Regions from separate parts of the Homo sapiens genome. Here all the other regions are linked to region 1. The links are chromatin contacts, found by Hi-C or POLR2A ChIA-PET in ENCODE. All regions are on one chromosome and are shown on one strand. The core of a region is the stretch at or near the end of the contact, and the rest is flanking DNA. Distances in the headings are between cores, read along the strand shown. Region 1 holds the start of DNAJB1 (DnaJ heat shock protein family (Hsp40) member B1). Region 2 overlaps CRTC1 (CREB regulated transcription coactivator 1). Region 3 has its middle 35 kb from the start of IL12RB1.

What was found. Hi-C counts contacts between places; a loop is a spot of excess contacts on that map. ChIA-PET counts read pairs that join two places held with the same protein, here RNA polymerase II (POLR2A).
Region 2: a map with no recorded cell type shows a loop between it and region 1 (16-fold over the local background). The contact joins the enhancer-like site here to the promoter of DNAJB1 in region 1. A Hi-C loop is called at or near these places in 1 of 37 single-sample maps with no recorded cell type. POLR2A ChIA-PET finds 5 or more read pairs at or near these places in 1 of 52 experiments (common myeloid progenitor, CD34-positive).
Region 3: POLR2A ChIA-PET joins it to region 1 with 10 read pairs in GM10248. The contact joins the enhancer-like site here to the promoter of DNAJB1 in region 1. POLR2A ChIA-PET finds 5 or more read pairs at or near these places in 2 of 52 experiments (GM10248 and activated naive CD4-positive, alpha-beta T cell).

Annotation. Positions count from the first base shown.
Region 1 is chr19:14,515,959-14,520,801 of GRCh38, forward strand. DNAJB1 (DnaJ heat shock protein family (Hsp40) member B1) reads right to left here and starts at 2,439. Exons shown (of 3, transcript NM_006145.3): 1 at 2,181-2,439; 2 at 508-1,088; 3 at 1-212. The coding sequence starts at 2,391. RefSeq lists silencers at 1,721-2,290, 2,501-2,820 and an enhancer at 3,733-4,462.
Region 2 is chr19:18,698,526-18,703,368 of GRCh38, forward strand. The region is part of intron 1 of CRTC1 (CREB regulated transcription coactivator 1); the gene reads left to right. Among named protein-coding and RNA genes, the nearest start is that of CRTC1, 17 kb to the left of the region's middle. RefSeq lists enhancers at 1,542-2,388, 2,732-2,781. Within about 2 kb of position 2,111, at least 31 of the 41 ENCODE cell types and tissues checked have a DNase peak (open chromatin) inside an H3K27ac peak, as active enhancers do.
Region 3 is chr19:18,049,727-18,054,569 of GRCh38, forward strand. No RefSeq gene overlaps it. Among named protein-coding and RNA genes, the nearest start is that of IL12RB1, 35 kb to the right of the region's middle. RefSeq lists an enhancer at 1,841-2,342. Within about 2 kb of position 2,250, at least 11 of the 41 ENCODE cell types and tissues checked have a DNase peak (open chromatin) inside an H3K27ac peak, as active enhancers do.

The DNA.
Region 1 (4,843 bases), core at 1,189-3,688:
TCAAGTACGGTTCTTGATGTCTGGGGAATCCTTTCGGGGAAGATCACTTCAAACTCAATAATGAGGTCCCCACGTTTCTCGGGTGTTTTGGGGAGGGGGAGGCCTTCTCCAGGAACTTTTCGCCGCATGCCAGGCCTGATAACATCTTTGAATACGACGGGTATCGTCCTGCCGTCCAGAGTGGGGACGTTCACTGTGCAGCCACACAGAGCCTTGAAAAGCAAAAGGACAGCATTAGATGGAAGCTGGCTCAAGAGGCTCAGCTCTTGCCCAGAGGCCGTCTGCCATAGATAAGACCCATCAGGCCTCTGCAGCTAAGACCTGGCCCCCAAATCTACACGTCCCCACCACGAAAGCTCCACAACAGCGCCCTGGTCAGTCCTGTTCACTGTTGTGCCCCAAGCCTGGCACGCACCACACACCCCAACACATTGGTTCAGCAAATACTAAACTGCTTCAAAAAGCAGCCATCGCCCTCTACAGACACCGCCCCACCTGGCACCTTACCTCCCGGAGGCTGATCCTGGCAGGATAAATGACATCAGAGCCATCTCTCTTAAAGATATTGTGGGGCTTGTCCTTTAAAACAAAGACGATATCAGCTGGAATGTTGTTGGAGGTCTGGTCTCCTTCCTTGGGGAAAGTGATTTTGGTTCCTTCTTTCCACCCCTTCTTCACTTCGATGGTCAATATTTTGTCTTCGTTTCGAATGCTCTTTCCGTCGGGGTTTAGCCGCTTGTGGGAGATTTTCATCTTCTTGGTACAGCCGCTGTAGATCTCTTCAAGGGAGACTCGAAGGTCGTGGGTGACTGGGGGATCTTGCTTCTTTCGGGCGGGCTCTTGGGCAGAGCGGGAGCGGCCAAAGTTCACGTTGGTGAAGCCACCCATGCCCATAGGGAAGCCAGAGAATGGGTCATCAATGTCCATGCCTTCCTCCCCGTTCCGCTGCCCAAAAAAGGTGTCAAAGGGATTTCTGCCACCGAAGAACTCAGCAAACATGGCATGAGGGTCTCCATGGAATGTGTAGCTGAAAGAGGTACCATTGGCACCACCGCCGCTACCGCCACTGGGGCCACTCCCCTTTAGGCCTGAAAAGCAGATTTAGAAGCAGTCAGATGGCTGAACAGCAGACTCTCTCTCGAGCTTCCCTTACAGGGGGAAACAGCTTGGAAGCCATGGGGGAGGAACTTTTTTGTCTGTCAGGGGAGAGCAAGGAAGAACCCCAAGTTTCTACCTCTCACTGCCAACAGCAGAGACGCCCCCCTACCAACAGTATTTCCGCGTAGCCTGACAGTGGAAAAGGACTCATGCGGTTAGGTGTTCACCTCCAGGTGCCACCTAGGCCCTGCCACTCCTGGACTGACCCATCCTCCTGGCAACATCACCAAGAGATGGCTAAAGACACATGGTCCAGGGTCGGCTTTCGGTAAGTGTTTACTCTCAACGTTTTAGGGCTAATGGTGCGTAGGAAGAGAAGAAAAAAAAAAACAAAAATAAATAGGGAGTTTTTAAATCCTCACACATTAGCATTCACTGCCACCATCCTTGCACAAAAAGTCAGCTCCAGATCAAGCCCAGAAGCCAGCCTGAATCATCAACGGGCACAGGAACAAAAAGCCCTGCTCTCCTTACCCTCCGAGGCGGCCCCGCTCTCCGGACCTGGGCGGCCGCTGCCTCCTGCGTGCCCTGCCGGGGCCAGGTCATCACTTCCCGGGAATTATCCCAACCCAGCCCCCAAGCCCACGAACGGGGTCGGCTCCTGCATTCACAACCCCTCGCCCCGCAGCTGAGCCGGAGGCGCCGCCCCGCGGACCCCGGCGGCCGAGCCCAGGTGAGCCCGGGTCCGCAGCGGGCTCCGCCGCGCCGTCCCCGTCGTCACCCCCGGCTCCCCCACCCCCATGCACCGCACCCCGGGGCTGCTCGGGGCCGCGGGAGGAGGCGCCCGGGGAGGGGCAGCCCCAGACATGCTAGAAGCTTCTGGCCGAGCGGCTGGGCCAAGGCTCCTCCTCCCACCGCGCGGCCGCCAATCCGAGGGCGGAGGCCCGCGAGGCCGGAGGGCGGGGCAGCTCGGCCCCACGGCCCGGGGCGTCCTTCCCGGGGGGCCGCCGAGAGGGGCCAGCGTGCCTCAGTTTCCCTGTCTGTCAAAAGGCGGGGCCGCGCCCCTGGCCGCGAGCACACACCTTCCTCCCCGTAGCGGTCGAAGATCTCGCGCTTGCGCGGGTCGCTGAGCACGTCGTAGGCCTCAGCGATCTCCTTGAACTTCTCCTCGGCGCCGGGCTCCTTGTTCTTGTCCGGGTGGTAGCGCAGCGCCTGGCGGCGGTAGGCCCGCTTGATCTCCTCGTCCGACGCGCCGCGGGCCAGGCCCAACGTCTGGTAGTAGTCTTTACCCATGACCCCCTCCTGCGGCCCGCCGACCCGCTGTCGCCGTCCCCCGGCTCCGCCGCCGACCAGTCCCGGACTCTATATACCCGTCCGGCGGAAGCTTCCAGAGCCCGCCAGCCCCCTCCAGAACCTTCCGCCCCGCCCGCCCCCGCGGCGCCGGCCAATCGCCGCCGCCCTTTCAGCGACACGCGACATCCGGGGCGGGGCCTCGCCGTCAACGGCCGCCCGCGCGGGGCCACGCCCCCTCCCGCTCCGCCCTCGGCAACACCTCCCCGCGGCGCGCGCGCACAGGTCGGAGGAGGCCCCGCCCACCTTTCGGGACGAGCCAATCGCGACCTTCTTTCCCTCTCTACGCGGCCCCAGCTACCCTGCGTCCCGCCCTCCGCCTGGGTCAGTAGGTCGGGACCCACAGCGAACTTGCTGTTCCAGGAAGGGGTGGGGCCTGGGACTACCCAGTCCTTTCCCCGGGAGGCGATGAACCTGCTCGCCCTTGTCTCGTGGGGCCTGCGGTGGGCTCCCGCCCGGTGACGCCGGACGAACTACCTAACCTGTGTCTGCCTAACCCAGGGGCCCCCTTCTATCTACAACATGGCAATAAGAGAACCTATCAGGCCGGGCGCGGAGCCTCATGCCTGTAATCCCATCACTTCCTGAGGCCAAGACAGGAGGATCTCTTGAGCCTAGGAGTTGGAGACCAGCCTAGGCAACATAAGGAGACTCCGTTTCTATTTAAGATTAACAAACAGGCCGGGCGCGGTGGCTCACGCCTGTAATCCCAGCATTTTGGGAGGCCGAGGCGGGCGGATCACTTGAGGTCAGGAGTTCGAGACCAGCCTGGCCAACATGGTGAAACCCCATCTCTGCTAAAAATATAAAAATTACCCGGGCGTTGGTGGCACGAACCTGTAATCCCAGCTACTCAGGAGATTGAGGCCTGAGAATAGCTTGAATCGGGGAGGCGGAGGTTGCAGTGAGCCGAGATCCGGCCGTTGCACTCCAGCCTCGGCAACAGAGCGAGACTCCGTCTCATAAATAAATAAAATAAGTAAAATAAAGTAAAATGAACAAAAAACCCACCAGCGCTATTCTCCCAACCGTGGGGAGAAGGATTTTGGGACGGAAGACTGCCTCTGTTCTCACCTCCTAAAGCAAGGTGAGGATCTGGACGGAAGCGCATCTCCCAAGGTCCTCCCAGTCCCGCCTTCTTCCCTTTACTGCCCTCTCAAGATCACTTGCCGCTAAATTTGAAATTTATCTTGTCTCTTGGCTTTCAATGTGTCTTCCCTCCCAGTCTGACATCGCCACCTGGGCAGGGGCCAGGTCCTGTCTGCACTGGGTCCCCAGTGCCTGGAACGCAGTGAGAACCTCATAAATATTCCCCGTTCTTACACACGTGCTTCTTTTTCTTCCCCAACTACCTTTATAATTTGGGGGGACATAGGTGTGTCACACACCTTTCAAGGCCTCTGTTTCCTCAATTGTAGGCAACACGATCGCGTTTGGCTCTGAAAGTCTGGGGTGCCTCTGTCAAGGACAGAGCTGATGGGAAAAGGAGGCTCAGAAAGGGGTTCCACCTGGGAAGGGCCCAGGGAAGTGGGGGAGGTTCCTGGAAGAACTGCCTGGGAGGTCAGAGCCATGTAACACTGGCTCTGGAACCAGACAGCTGGGCTTCATTCCCAGCTCCAGCATTTCCCGGCTGGGTAACCTTGGGTTAGTTACTAGGCCTTTGCTGGCCTTAGCTTCCTCATCTGCACAATGAGGAATGAGGATAGCAGTTGTGCCCACATCATGAGGGCTTTGAAGTTTATATGAGTCAACATTTGCAAAGTGCTCAGAGCAGGCATGGCACAAAGGAAGCATTGTCAAAGGGGTGACTAACCATTTTCTTAGTGGTGGGCTCTTCAGCCATCACCTCATTCCTGGCAGCTAAAAGATTCCAGTGACAGCTGCCCCTGGGCAGACAGGGACTCCTGAAGAAGAAGACCATCCTCCTGCCTCCTGAGGCGGGAGGATCTCTTGAGCCCAGGAATTTGAGGCTGCAGGCAGCTATGATTGTGCCACTGCACTCCAGCCTGGGTGACAGTGAGACCCTCAGCCTCCCCATAAAAAAGTTACATAAATAACTATCAGGAGCATCATGGCGGATAGTTACATAAATAACTATCAGGAGCATCCAGCAGGCAGATCTGGTTCTCTTGGCCCACTCAATGATCTCTGAGGTAACTGCATCAGCAAGAACTCTGGACTAGAACTGGACAACCCGGGAGGATGGGGCTGAAATTCCCTAGACATCGAGAACCATACTTGAGCAGGGGTCCTGAAGCAATTATGGGGAGAGAGAACTTGATATTTTTTAAAAAGTTACTAGGCTGGGCACAGTGGCTCACGCCTGTCATCCCAGCATTCTGGGAAGGTGAGGTGGGAGGATCTTTTGAGGCCAGGAGTTCCAGCCTGGGCAACA
Region 2 (4,843 bases), core at 861-3,360, 4.2 Mb after region 1:
CACAGTGTGTACTCAGCAGGCACTCAGCAGGTGCACAGTGTGTACTCAGCAGGCGCACAGTGTATACTCACCGGGCGCTCAGCAGGCGCAGTGTGTGCTCAGCAGGTGCTCAGCAGATGCGCAGTGTGTACTCATCAGGTTCTCAGCACATGCACAGTGTGTACTAAGCAGGTGCTCAGCAAGTGCAGTGTGTACTTAGCAGGCACTTAGCAGGCGCACAGTGTGTATTCCACAGGTGCACAATGTGTATACAGGTGCTCAGCAGGCGTACAGTGTTCAGCAGGCACACGGTGTGTATTCAGCAGGTGCACAGTGTGTATTTGGTTGCTGAGCAAGTGCACACTGTGTACTCAGTAGGCGCAGTGTGTGCTCTGCGGGCACTCAGCAGGTGCACAGTGTGTATTTAGCAGGCGCTCAGCAGGTGCATAATGTGTATTTAGCAGGTACTCAGCAGGCGTACCGTGTGTGCTCTGCAGGCGCTTAGCAGGTGCACAGTGTGTATTTAGCAGGCACTCAGCTGACACACAGTGTGTATTTAGCAGGCGCTCAGCAGGCACAGTGTGAACTCAGCAGGTGCTCAGCAGGCATCAGCAGGCTCTGGAATCTGACCTCCCTGTGGGCAGGCCTGTCTCCAGTTCATTCTGGAATCTCATAGAAGCAGGTGCTCTCTAAGAGGGCCAGTACCATGTCACATGGTCCAATGTCCCCACTTCAGTCCTGGGAGGGGTGTGCGGGGTCTTCTCAATACCTCCATCTGGGAACATGTACCGGCTGTTGAGGGGCCCTGAAGTGAGAAGAGTAGTTTGTGGTCTTCCTGGAGCTCACATTTTTCTAAGCAAATCCTGAGCCTGTATACTTGTACGGAACACAGTGTGTTCCAGGGTCAAATCCTCGGGGTAGGATGGCCCTGGGGCTGCATGATGGTGCCCACCCAGCCCTCTGAGTGCCTGAACAAGAAGCACTGGGGTGGCCCGGTGAGTTCTCCCTGCAGCAGTGAGGGTTTGGATAGGAAAGTCCATTCCTCGAGTCAGTTGGTATTTCCTGAGCATCTCCTGTGAGCTGGCCCCGGAGACACCTTGGAGAGCAGGTCAGCTGGAGACCCTGCCCTAGGGAGTGACAGGAAGCCACACCTGTGCCAGCTGGCCCTGCCCCTGAGGTTGCGGCTCTGAGCCAAAGCGAAGAGCCTGGCCTCGCCTGGCTCTGGGGGTGATGCCTCGTGGGCCAGGGTGAGGGGTTGAGATCTGGTCCTGGGATGGGGAGGGTTTTGAGCAGGGCAGTGATGTGGGATTTATGCTTTGCAAGGATCCCATTGGCTGCCATGTGGGGACAGGCCTGGGAGGAACGAGTAGGGAGCAGCAGGAGGCCTAGGAGGGGCCAGGGCAGGTGTCCCCCGGAGATAGTGGGTGCTGGGGCTCTGTGATGACCTGGGGCTTGGCAAAGGCGGGCTTGTGACAGACTGAGCCTCATCTCGGCAGCTCTCACACCCATGGATCCTGAGCCTGATTCCCCAGGAGGGTTGGCGACGGGAGGGTTATGTTAAGTGGCTGCGTCTTCCATCTCAGGGAGCCCCACACTGGGGAACGTCACCACTATAGCGGCTGAGAGGCTTTGGGTCCTCATTTACTACATAAAATTCCCCCTTCTCTGTACTTGGGTCCTGACGCCTCCGCTGGTCCCAGGAGTTTCACTCCGTGGGGTGGGGTTGAAGGGTGCGGTGAGGCCCAGAGGGGCTGAGTCTGCTTGGAAGGGTGGGCCTTCTCCCACTGCGGGTGCTAATACCCTGTGCCCATATCCTAGCCACCCTGTCCCTTATCCACATACCCCACTCTGGTATTTCAACAGCCCAGAGACCACCACGGTGCTTGGGGGCTCTCGGCAAGGGGGCGAAGCCTCCCTGAGAACTTCTGCAGGCCGCCCTTCTCTTCCCTTTCCTGCCGGGGCTCTTGCTGCAGAGAAGCTCTCTGCCACACTTTTTTTTTTTTAAATAAAAAAAATGAAAATAAAGAAATCATTTATGTTTCAAAACTTTGATTAAAATTGAAAACAGAAACACCACAGCACTTCCCGTTTCCTCTGCATCTGGCACCACTCACCTGGGTGCAGAGGGTGGGTGGGTGCATGCCAGCTGGTCATTCGCCCGGAAATCTCTGGGAGGAAGTATCAGCACAGCCTAGCAGGGCGCCTGGGACTGGCTCTGTGGGCTGGCCGTCCCTCTGGCTGGGGACACGGGGAGGCCGAGCGTGTCCGCAAAGACACGCGAGCTGTCCACCTTTCTGGGCTGCAGGGGTCTGCAGAACCTCGGAACCTCGGAGGGGCTCTCTGTCTGCTTCAGCGTCTCTTTCTCAAGTGACTGAAAGCAGAGGCTCCCTGCTGCGTTACACCATTGAGTCCTTTCGCATCTGTGCGCATCCCGCTTCCATCGCTGCGGGGATCCCTTCGGTCCTCCCAGGCAGGCGAGATTGGTGGCTGTAATTAGGACAGGAGTGGCTCATTATATCATCACAGAATAAATGCACAGACCCTGGGGATGATTTATGGTCCCAACAGCCTATCTTTGCGCCCAGGCGGCCTCGGCCTCTGTTCGGCAAGGAGCCCGCTAATCCCTTCACTGCCGGCTCAGCCGGGGCAGAAGGAGGAGCCTGAAGGTCCACCATGGGGTGGAGGCTGCCTGCTCGCGGGCCCGCCCCCAGAGCCCGGGGCTCATCACGCTGCTCTATGCGCCTCTGTTGGCTCCTGCCAAACAGTCCCTCCCTTCTGTGCCTCAGTTTCCTGGCTGTAAAAAGGGGGTGCTCACAGAGCCCCCTTGAGGAGTCGTCACATGGATTAGATGATGCATCCACGCAAAGTGTCTGGCCCCGTGCCCGGCCCGTGGTGGGTGCACACCTTGAAAGATGCCTGCTTGGCCGAGGCCAGCTGTTGAGCTGCTACTTGGGGCAACAGTGAGAGCAGGATCGCACCTTGTTCACCTCTGTGCCTTGGCCCAGAATATGACAGCTGCCACTGTGTGGCTTATGGGTCATCTGTTTAGTTTCACCTGAGGGAGTATTCATTGCTGTTAACTGTTTCTTATGAGATAGGATTTTTGTTTTTTGTTTTTTGAGACAGAATCTCACTCTGTCACCCAGGCTGGAGTGCAATGGCGCCATCTCAGCTCACTGCAACGTCCACCTCCTGGGTTCAAGCGATTCTCCTACCTCAGCCTCCTGAGTAGCTGGGATTACAGGCGTGTGTCACCAGGCCCAGCTAATGTTTTTTATTTTTTTTGTATTTTTAGTAGAGACGGGGTTTCACCATGTTGGTCGGGCAGGTCTCCAACTCCTGATCTCAAATGATCCGCCCACCTTGGCCTCCCAAAGTGCTGGGATTATAGGCATGAGCCACCGCGCCCACCGTTTTGTTTTTTTTTTTTTTTTTTGAGACGGAGTTTCACTCTTGTTGCCCAGGCTGGAATACAGTGGTGCAATCTCGGCTCACCGCAACCTCCTCCTCCCGGGTTCAAGCAATTCTCCTGTCTCAGCCTCCCGAGTAGCTGGGATTATAGGCGTGTACCACCACACCCGGCTAATTTTGTATTGTTAATAGAGATGGGGTTTCTCCATGTTGGTCAGGCTGGTCTTGAACTCCCGACCTCAGGTGATTTGCCCGCCTCAGCCTCCCAAAGTGCTGGCATTACAGGCGTGAGCCACTGTGCCCAGCATTTTTTTTTTTTTTTGAGACAAGGTCTGGCTCTGTTGCCCAGGCTGGACTGCAGTGGTGTGATCTTGGCTCACTGTAGCCTCAATTTCCTGGGCTCAGGCAGTCCTCCTGCCTCAGCCGCCTGAGTAGCTGAGACCATAGGTGTGTACCACCACAGCTGGCTAATTTTTAGTATATATTTTTTGTAGAGACAGGAGTCTCCCTGTGTTGCCTACGCTGGTCTCAAACTCCTGGGCTCAAGTGATCCTCCTCCTGCCTGGGCCTCCCAAAGTGCTGGCTTGAGCCCCATACCTGGCTTCTTAGGGGATAGTCTTTTTTTTTTTTTTTTTGAGATGGATTTTCGCTCTTGTTGCTCAGGCTGGAGTGCAATGGCACAATCTTGCCTCACCGCAACCTCCACCTCCCGGGTTCAAGCGATTCTCCTGCCCTCAGCCTCCCGAGTAGCTGGGATTTCAGGTATGCGCCACCACACCCGGCTAATTTTGTATTTTTAGTAGAGGCAGGGTTTCTCCATGTTGGTCAGGCTGGTCTCGAATTCCCAACCTCAGGTGATCCACCTGCCTCGGCCCCCCAAAGTGCTGGGATTACACAGGAGATAGTCTCTTAGACTTTGTGAAAAGTTTTGGAGATAGTGCAGGGAATACCCATAACCCCCCACCTGTTTCCCACATTGTGAACATCACACGTGACCTGGTTGCGACGGCCGGGCTGGGACCTCCAGTTGTCACAGTTCTTTTTTTTTTGAGATGGAGTCTCGCTCTCGCTCTGTTGCCTCAATTTCCTGGGCTCAGGCAGTCCTCCTGCCTCAGCCTCCTGAATAGCTGAGACTCGGCTCACTGTAAGCTCCACCTCCTGGGTTCACGCCATTCTCCTGCCTCAGCCTCCCGAGTAGCTGGGACTACAGGCGCCTGCCACCACGCCCGGCTAATTTTTTTGTGTGTATTTTTAGTAGAGATGGGGTTTCACCTTGTTAGCCAGGACGGTCTCGGTCAGGATAGAGACGGGGTTTCACTGTGTTAGCCAGGATGGTCTCAATCTCCTGACCTCGTGATCTGCCCACCTTGGCCTCCCAAAGTGCTGGGATTACAGGCGTGAGCCACCGCTCCTGGCCCAGTTGTCACAATTCTATTAACTAGACTCCAGACTG
Region 3 (4,843 bases), core at 1,000-3,499, 3.5 Mb after region 1:
CCATGATGCCACTGGGGCTGGGACACCTGCACGAGACTCTTCAGGAATAAGCCCCTATTTCCCCACCTAAAAATGGAAGTGGGGCCGGGCACAGTGGCTCACGCCTGTAATCCCAGCACTTTGGGAGGCCGAGGCGGGTGGATCACTTGAGGTCAGGAGTTCGAGACCAGCCTGACCAACATGGTGAAACCCCGTGTCTACAAAAATACAAAAATTAGCCAGGCATCATGGTGGGGGGCCTGTAATCCCAGCTACTCAGGAAGCTGAGGGAGGAGAATCACTTGAACTGGGAAACAGAGGTTGCAGTGAGCAGAGATTGTGCCCCTGCCCTCCAGCCTGGGCCACAGAGCGAGACTCTGTCTCCAAAAGTAAAAAAAGAGACAAATAAACAGAGAAACAAGGAGAGACAGAGGCAGTGAGAGACAGAGACACAGAGAGATACACAGGGAGACACAGAGACAGGTGAAACAGAGACAGAGAGAGATGAGACAGAAACACACAGAGAGACAGACACAGAGAAACAGGGAAAGAGAGAAAGGGAGACACAGGGAGACAGAGACAGAGAGACAGAAGTGAGACAGAGAGATGAGACAAAGAGACAGAGAGAGAGACAGGGAGAGAGATGAGAAATGAGATAAAGAGAAAGATGACACAAATATTTTGGGAGGCTGAGGGGGGAGGATTGCTGGAGGCCAGGAATTAGAGACCAGCCTGGGCAACATAATGAGACCCTTATCTCTACAAAAAGAAAAAGAAAAAAAAAGATGGCAAAGAAAGAGACAAGGAGAGAGACAGAGAGACAAAACACAAAGATAGAGAGAGAGGGGCACAGGGAGAAAGAGACAAAGAGGGGCAAGACAAGCCAGGTGCGATGGCTCACTCCTGTAATCCAAGCACTTTGGGAGGCCGAGGAGGGCGGATTACCTGAGGCCAGAGAGTTCAAGATCAGCCTGACCAACATGGTGAAACCCCGTCTCTACTAAAAATACAAAAATTAGCATAGTAGGGTGGCGCACGCCTGTGATCTCAGCTACTTGGGAGGTTGAGGCAGGAGAATCTCTTGAACCTGGGAGGTGGAGGTTGCAGTGAGCCAAGATCACGCCATTGCACTCCAGCCTGGGCAATAGAGTGAGACTCTGTCTCAAAAAATTAAAAAAAAAAAAATTAAAAAAAAAAATAAAAGCAAGTCAGAGAAATAGAGACAGAGAGACAGGAAGAGATGAGAAATGAGAGATAGGGAGAGACAGGGAGGGAGGAAGGAAATAGGAAGCTGGGGGTGGGGCCAGGACACAGTGGCTCATGCTTGTAATCCCAGCACTTTGGGAGGCTGAGATGGGAGGACTGCTTGAGGCCAGGAATCTGAGACCAGCCTGAGCAGCAGAGTGAGTGCTCTTTCTACAAAAAATACAAAAATTAGCTGGGCTTGGTGGCACACACCTGCGGTCTCAGCTACTTGGAAGGCTGAGGTGGGAGGATTGTTTGAGCCCAGGAGGCTGCAGTGAGCTATGATCACACCACTGCACTCCAGCCTCTGGGTGACAGACAGAGACAGTGTCTCAAAATAAAACAAAATGAAAATTAGCCAGGCATGGTGGCGGGCACTTGTAATCCCAGCCACTCGGAAGGCTGAGGCAGGAGAATCGCTTGAACCTGGGAGGTGAAGATTGCAGTGAGCCGAGATCGCACCAGCCTGGGAAAGGAGAGCAAAACTCCGTCTCAGAATAATAATAAAATAAAATAAAGATCACTCCTGTTTAGTTGGTTAAGAAGAAAAAAAAAAGAGGTTAGGGGTACAAGACCAGCCACTGGGAGAAGAGGGCCCTCCTACCCGGCCAGAGGAGCCCCCTGCCTGGAGCTCCTGATCCCAGCACATAAGGTTTAATATTATTAAAGGTGATGATATCTTGGAGGGTTGGGCACCTCGTTCACCTAGCTCCTTCTCACCTCTCATAGGCCTCCCCGGGGGGTTAACTACCCCATTGCACCGATGGGGAAACTGAGGCTCGGAGAAGCCCTGGCTGCACAGGCAGTTGGAAGCAGAGCCAGGACTCGGCTGGATCCTTGAGACGTTTGTCGACTGACTGTGTGACCCTTGGCCCCTCCAGTCTCCAACCCGGAGGAGAAACCCGCCCCTCTTCCCGTCCCCCACCCCCAGCCCGCCCGGCGGGTGTTTTTTTTTTCCTCCTCCTGGGTATTTTGGTTTCGGCAGGAACCGCCCCGGGGAGCAGGCGGTTCCCGCTGGCAGGGTCAGCCCAGGGCGGGGACGGGAGCCAGGAGCAGCTCCAGGCCAGGGAAGGTGGGGAGGACTCGGGGAGGAAGCCTGGCCGTGGCCCCGACCACTGGGACCAGGCAGGTCGCGTCCCCATCCCAATCTTCCGGTGCCTCAGTTTCCCCACCTGGAAAGCGGGGCTCTGCGTGATCGCGGCACAGCCCGTGGAGGCGCGTCGCGCATGGGGCCGGGCGGGGTTTCCACGTCTCCGCCAAGGTTCTGTCCACTCAGTTATTAAACATTGATGGATCGGGGACAGAGCCAGAGGCCAGTGCCCCAAACCGGGGCGGGAGGTGGGGAGGGGAGGAGGGGGGAGGGACAGGCCAGAGGTGGGGGCTGGGGGCGGGGAGGATGGGGAGAGGTGCCCGCAAGAGGGGTTTATCAAGATCAGGAGGATTCTCAGGTAGCACACCCAAAGCACAAGCCAGCAAAGGAAAATAGATCAACCCGACTCCACACAATGCAAGACTTTTCTTCTGCAAGGCCACTATTAAGAGAGGCCTGGCACAGTGGCTCACACCTGTAATCCCAGCACTTTGGGAGGTTGAGGCAGGAGGATCGCTTGAGTCCAGGAGTTCAGGATCAGTCTGGACAACATAGTGAGATGAGACCTTGTCTATACAAAAAATATTTAAAAATTAGCCAGGTGTGGTGGTGTGTGCTTGTATAGTCCCAGCTACTGGGGAGGCTGAGGTGGGAGGATCGCTTGAACCCAGGAGTTCGAGGCTGCAGTGAGCTATGATTGCGTTGCTGCACTCCAGCCTGGGCAAAAGAGGGAGACTCTATCTCAAAAAAAAAAAAAAAAATGACAACCCACAGAATGGGAGAATATATGTGCAAATTTTGTATCTGATAAGGGTCAAAAAGATAAATAATCCAGTCAGACATGGTGGCTCACGCCTGTAATCCCAGCACTTTGGAAGGCTGAAGCGGGCAGATCACTCAAGGTCAGGAGTTCAAGACCAGCCTGGCCAACATGGTGAAACATTGTTTCTACTAAAAATACAAAAATTATCCGGGCATGGTGGCTAACGCCTGTAATCCCAGCTACTTGGGAGGCTGAGGCAGGAGAATCGCTTGAATCTGGGAGACAGAGATTGTGGTGAGCCAAGATAACGCCACTGTACTCCAGCCTTGGCATCAGAACATCAAAAAGAAGAAGAAGGAGGAGGAGGAGAAGGAGAAGGATAAGAAGAAAAAGGAGGCCAGGCGCAGTGGCTCACGTCTGTAATCTCAACACTTTGGGAGGCTGAGGTGGGAGGGTTACTTGAGCTCAGGAGTTCCAGAACAGCCTGGCCAACATGGTGAAACTCTGTCTCTAGTAAACATACAAAAATTAGCCGGGCATGGTGGCAAGAGCCTGTAATCCCAGCTACTTGGGAAGCTGAAGCACGAGGATGATCGCTTGAACCCGGGAGGCAGAGGTTGCAGTGATCCGAGATCACGCCACTGCACTGCAGCCTGGGTGACAGAGTGAGATCCTGTCTCAAAAAAAAAAAAAAAAAAAAGAAAAGAAAAAGGAAAATAGCAAGTGTTGATGAGGATGTGGAGAAATTTGAACCCCCATGCCTTGCTGGAGGGAATGTGAAATGGTACAGCTGACGTGGAAAACTTTGGCAGATCTTCCAGAAGTTAAACACAGAATTACCATATGACTCTGTGATTCCACTCCTAGATGTATACGGAGAAAACTGAAAACAGGTGTTTACGCCAAAACTTGTACACAAACTCTCAGAGCTGCGCTATCCACAATAGCCAGAAAATGGAAACCACCGAAATGTCCATTGATGGCTGAGTGGATAAATAAATAGTGACACATCCACACAATGGAATGCTATTCAGCCATCAAAAAGAACGAAACCCTGACACACACTATAATGAGGATGCGTTTCAAAAACATCTGAGTTTCTTTCACAAAAGAACAGACAGAAAGGCCACATATTGTATGATTTCATTGATATGAAATGCCCAGAACAGGCAAATCCATAGAGACAGGAAGCAGATTAGTGGCTGCCAGGGGCTGGGGGAGGGGAACGGGGAGTGGCTACTGATGGCACAGGTTTTCTTTTTGGGGAGATGAAAATGTTCTAGAATTAGGTATGAGTGATGGCTGCACAACCTTGTGATTGTACAAAAACCACTGAATTGTACTTTTTTTTTTTTTTTTTTTTGAGACAGGGTCTCACTCTGTCACTCAGGCTGGAGTGCAGTGGTGCAATTACGGTTCACTGCAGCCTCAACCTCTTGGGCTCAAGTGATCCTCCTGCCTCGGCTTCTCAAAATGCTGGGATTGCAGGCATGAGCCACCACGCTCAGTGTCAACTGTACACTTTAAGAGGGTGAATTGTATGGTGTGTGAATGTATCTTAAAAAAGGAGGAATGGCCGGGCGCAGTGACTCACGCCTGTAATCCCATCACTTTGGGAGGCCAAGGTGGGCAGATCGCCTGAGGTCAGGAGTTTGAGACCAGCCTGGCCAACATGGTGAAACTCCGTCCCTAGCAAAAATACAAAAATTAGCCATGCATGCTTGGTGGTAGGTGCCTGCAGTCCCAGCTACTCCAGAGGCTGAGGC